Regions from separate parts of the Mus musculus genome. Here region 1 is linked to region 2. The links are chromatin loops, found by intact Hi-C in ENCODE. Cell type or tissue: gastrocnemius. All regions are shown on one strand.

What was found. Hi-C counts contacts between places; a loop is a spot of excess contacts. Peaks named below come from ENCODE experiments on the same cell type or tissue, not always from the same donor. Only the 100,000 strongest peaks of a DNase experiment are listed, where the experiment ranks them.
Region 1: a loop joins it to region 2, with 8 times the contacts of the local background. A loop is called at or near these places in 13 of 42 quality-filtered maps.

The regions. Positions count from the first base shown.
Region 1 is chr10:75,743,229-75,745,728 of GRCm38, reverse strand. Cabin1 (calcineurin binding protein 1) reads left to right here. Exons shown (of 37, transcript NM_172549.3): 10 at 332-500; 11 at 2,391-2,500. Among named protein-coding and RNA genes, the nearest start is that of Cabin1, 20 kb to the left of the region's middle. In gastrocnemius, no CTCF peak of the experiment used is centred here; DNase peaks (open chromatin) are centred at 1,513 and 2,198.
Region 2 is chr10:75,831,141-75,833,640 of GRCm38, reverse strand. It overlaps Gstt2 (glutathione S-transferase, theta 2), which reads left to right. Exons shown (of 5, transcript NM_010361.2): 3 at 830-980; 4 at 1,073-1,246; 5 at 1,547-1,796. The coding sequence ends at 1,756. Among named protein-coding and RNA genes, the nearest start is that of Gstt2, 2.5 kb to the left of the region's middle. In gastrocnemius, a CTCF peak has its summit at 1,221 (motif pointing right); DNase peaks (open chromatin) are centred at 982 and 1,172; H3K4me3 peaks cover 688 bases; H3K27ac peaks cover 827 bases.

The sequences.
Region 1 (2,500 bases), 88 kb after region 2:
TTAGTTTTCTCAGATGCATGACTGAGACTAAGCTCCCTTTGTTCTCTATATAATTCATGGGTCTCTTGCTCTAATCCTATCACTGGGTATTTGGTGGGTAGTGCCACTCACTCTGCCCACCCCAGGAGTATGGACTGCAGGGCCCAAAGACTCTGAGTGTCCTGAGCTCTGGCCTGAGGTCTTTTCAGCTCCAGAAGGGTAGGACCATTAAGGGACTCAGGACTGCGTGCTGTTGAGAAGAAAGATGTCGGTGGTGGTGGGTTGTAAAAGAGGAGTCCAGTGGGCCCTTTCCTGCCATTGTGCAATGGTTTAATTATCATTCTTTGTGAAGGTGATGTTTCTGGAGGAGATAAGTCTAAGAAAGGGGTAAAGCGTAAGAAGACTGTAGAGGAAAGTGGAGAGACAGCAAAGCGGAGGTCTGCCCGGGTCCGAAACACCAAGTGCAAAAAAGAAGAGAAAGTGGATTTCCAGGGACTGCTAGTAAAGTTCCTGCCGTCCAGGTACTGGACACTTTGTGGTTTCTCTGATGTAACTGCAAACTGCTCTTCTTTCTCTCAGCAGCGCTTTTCAGCCTATTCCCACCCTCCCCACCGGTGCCTCCCTTGTTCCCCTTGATGCTTGCTTGAATAGAGTGTGTGGATGTCACTGAACTGAGTGCTTGGATTTTTCTCACCTCCTGAATACAGGAGCTGACTGGTTTATCCATTGGGGACTGGCTGCTTCCTGATTCTCACAAGATGAATGAGTCAGGAACGTGTAGTCATGAGACTCACTTTTTCTTGGGGTGCTTCAGGGCCGCAGCAAATGCTTATGGAAACCCCTGGAAGGAAGCCACCTGTTTCTCAGTGTATGTGTGCCTGCCTGGCTTTATATTGCTATTAGTTCCATTGCATTCTGAGAAGATGGAGCGTGCTCCTTCATTGTATTGGTTCTTCATGTTCCTCAAAGAATTCCAGGAGAGAAGGTGCCAGCTCTCTGAAACAGGAGGGCCTGGGCCCCTACTTCTGTCCTGGGTTTTTACTGCTCCTGCTCTGGCCCTGCTGTTCTTCAGGAGCCCCAGGGGCTCTCTCCTGAGCCTGTTTAGGATTTATTGTGCCAGTGGGCATGCTTCTTGGTGCCCCACTTTTGCTTTCCCGGGAGAGTGCGCTCTGATCCATCATTCTCCTCCCCAGCATCTGGGGGCATACTTTTGGCTTGCCAGGACTTTCTCTCATATCTCCGGTGTCTTCGTCTTTCTCCCTCCACTGTTACTTGAGTAGGGTTTCATCAGTACTCTGCCCAGATATCTCAAGTCTTTGGTTGTCATTTTGACCAGTGACAGTTTATATCAGTATTGTTTCTGACAGTGCAAGAGGAATCTAGAGGCTTTAGCAGACTTATGCATCCATTTTATATCAATACACTTAACTGCTCTTTGTTCCCTTCCTACCATCTCTCCCATGAGGGTGCAATTCTTAGAACTAGGGCTGTGTTTAGTGCACAGCTAAGACAGAGCCAAGGCAGAGATGTGGCGCCATCTGCTGGTTTCTCCTGAGATGCATTACAGGAAACAGCTGCTCTTTGGAAGAGTGAAGGAGTGTCTTGGAGTGGGTGAAATCTGTCTTCCTCTTCGCCCCACTGTCATACCCTGGCTCTTGTTTCTTGCCTTGTGTATGTGGAGCTGTGTCTACTGTATTTGGGTCAGTTTCTGTGAGGTTCGAGTATTCATTACTTTGGGTATTCCTATAACAGTATAGCAGCTTGCTTGCTGGAGTGTACATGCAGTTAATGTGGGGTTTATAGGTGCCCTGAGTGTTATGCTGTAGAGGTGCTACAAGGGTGGCCAAAACATGGTCCTTAGAAGAGTCTGTAGGGTGGTGCTGCAATGTGAGGAGCTCAGATGGGTGTGCCGTGTCCCCACGCTGGCAGCCCCGAGGCCCCTCAGCACCTCTGCCTTTGTACCTGGTCTTGAGCTTCTGCTTCTGCTTAGCCCTTCCTTGTTGTCAGCCCCGAGAGTATTCCCTCTGACTCTGCTCTCCAACGCAGAGTCCCCGTGGCTCTGTCTGAAGCAACTGCTTGGTGCTGGTCCTGATGTGGGCCGTTTGTGTTTTCCCTGCTCATGATCCACCTCTCCACCGAGGAGATGAACTCCCTGTATTTATGGTTGTGTGCCTGGCGCATGGCTTTGCTCAGCAGCCATCTGTTGGTGGCATAAATGAACAAGTGTGGGAACGATCAGTCACGGAAATCTGGAGAGACGCAGCGGCTCCTGGGGCCTGGGTGTGGATGCTCTCACCATCTGTTTCAGTCAATGCTATCTTGGCTTGATTTAGTTGCTCTACTAGGAGGCGTTGGGATGCTCTGTCACAGGGAGCGGGATGGCTGTCGTGATTTTAGCATGTTTCATGTAGGTTAAGAAAACTGGACCCTGAGGAGGAAGATGATCCATTTAATAACTATGAAGTTCAGGCAGAAGCCAAACTGGAGAGCTTCTCCAATGTGGGACCTCATCGCCTGTCCT
Region 2 (2,500 bases):
AATATACCCAGAGCCCTCACTACCTCCTCCGGCTCCCTTTGGCCGCCCCACTTCCGTTGGAGTGGGGTGCGGGGCGGGGCCCTGGCCGACTCCGACCCTAGGCTGTGAGGGGGCCTGGCTAGAGCAGACTCTGTGGGAAGGGGTCCTGGAAGACTAGAGGGCTGATCCAGCATGTCCCTTGCTTCTGTCCTGTTTCATCTGCTGGACTCCCCCCCTCCCCCTCCAGGCCTCCCTATCCTGATTGAGGGGTATTGGAAGGCGACAAGGGGACGATTGTCAAGGGTTAGGGAAAAAAAAATGTAGATTCAACAAAGGACTAGGAAGGGCTTCTCCTAACTTCCTAGATGTCCTGTTTAATCCGCCAAAGCTTGGCCCCGGAGACCAATGAAAGGGTCAGGGCTCACAGACTGTTTGGTTCTCCCATTAGAGTCTAGTGTCAGAGAGCTAAAAAACAAAACAAAACAACAACAAAAAAAAACCCACAAAACAACAACAACCACCACCAAAAAAGAAAGGCGGAGAGAAAAAGGTCTGGCCAGGGGTCAGTGTCCACGACATCAAAAAAAGAGGCGACCTGGAGAGGGGCAGAGCTCTTGCTGGTGTCTGTCTGTGTGTGTCTGTGTGTGTCTCTGGGTTTCACCATGCACAACATTGCAGAGAAGAAAGGCTCTGGGGACAGGCAAGAGTCATGGAGAGATAGGTGGTGAGACCAGAGGGAAGTACTTCAAATGTGAGAATTCTGAAGGCCCCGCCAAGGGATGGGAAACAGCCAAGGTCCTTAAATCCCCTCTTCCCATGGTCCATATAGCCCCTCTTCTATGATTCCCAGCACAGCCATCTTGATTTACCTGAGTTCCAAGTACCAGGTGGCAGACCACTGGTACCCGGCCGACCTACAGGCCCGTGCCCAAGTCCACGAATACCTGGGCTGGCATGCCGACAACATCCGTGGTACTTTCGGAGTGCTCCTATGGACCAAGGTATCCAGGGTCCTCTGGGGAGGGGCTGAACCTTGGGCACCCAGTAAGAGTCAGGCTTATTTATAGATTGAGCTCTTCTGTCGTTCTGCCAGGTGTTGGGGCCACTCATTGGGGTCCAGGTTCCCCAGGAGAAGGTGGAACGGAACAGAGATAGAATGGTCCTGGTTCTGCAACAGCTGGAGGACAAGTTCCTCAGGGACAGGGCCTTCCTTGTTGGCCAGCAGGTGACGCTAGCGGATCTCATGTCTCTGGAGGAGTTGATGCAGGTAGGAGACCAGCAGATGGGGTAGTAGTAGCTAAGGGCGGACTCTTCTTTTTGCTACTTCCCCAAGTCCAAAGCACTGTGGTCTGGGAAAAGCCAGAACCATAGAGGGGAACTTTGTGTGATTTGTTTCCTGTCTAGGTGGGAAGTGGGGAGTGGGGTGGGGGGCAGCTTCTGGCTGCTGTCAGGTCCTGGATCTGATCACAGTGCCCCAGACCTCCCATGGGGCTGTGTCTATGATGCTTGTGTTGCCTGCAATGGGACCCTCGGTATCTCTTCGACTTTCCCATCTTTGTCTCTACAGCCCGTGGCTCTTGGCTATAACCTGTTTGAGGGACGGCCTCAGCTGACAGCATGGCGAGAGAGGGTGGAGGCGTTCTTGGGTGCTGAGCTGTGTCAGGAGGCTCATAGCACCATCCTGAGCATCCTGGGACAGGCAGCCAAGAAAATGTTACCAGTACCCCCTCCGGAGGTCCATGCCAGCATGCAGCTTCGAATTGCTAGGATTCCTTGAGTGGTCTGACCAGCAATAAAGACTCATTTTGTGTTTTTTCTTTCCTTTTTTTTCTTTTTTTTAAAAAATATTTATTTATTTATTTATTATATGTAAGTACACTGTAGCTGTCTTCAGACTCTCATTACGGGTGGTTGTGAGCCACAATGTGGTTGCTGGGATTTGAACTTCGGACCTTTGGAAGAGCAGTCGGGTGCTCTTACCCACTGAGACATCTCACCAACCCCTTTCCTTTTTTTTCTTAACGTTTCTTTTTGCCCCAGTCTTTTATCCTGGCTCCCTCTCTGACTCTGAGAGAAGCTTTAAAAGGAACACCAGCTATCCTTAGCATGCTTCTCTTAAGGTACAGTATACACAACCTATAGGAGACCCAAATCAATAATATATAAAAGATGCTTTAAAAAAAAAAAAACAGTAACACACCCAAAGAAACCAATCAAAAGTTGGTAGACATCTGTGTTTTATTATAATAAAGAGTCTGAATAGTTTAAGGAATAAAGAGCTATTGGTTTTTTTGTTTGTTTTGAGACAGGGTTTCTCTGGCTGTCCTGGAACTCACTTTGTAGATCATGCTGTCCTCGAACTCAGAAATCCACCTGCCTCTGCCTCCCGAGTGCTGGGACTAAAGGTGTGCGCCACCACGCCCAGCTCGTTAATTGGTTTTATTATACTGTCCTATAATATGCATGGAATCAAATTATGACTCCGTGAAACATTATGGTTAATCATAGAAAAGTCACATAA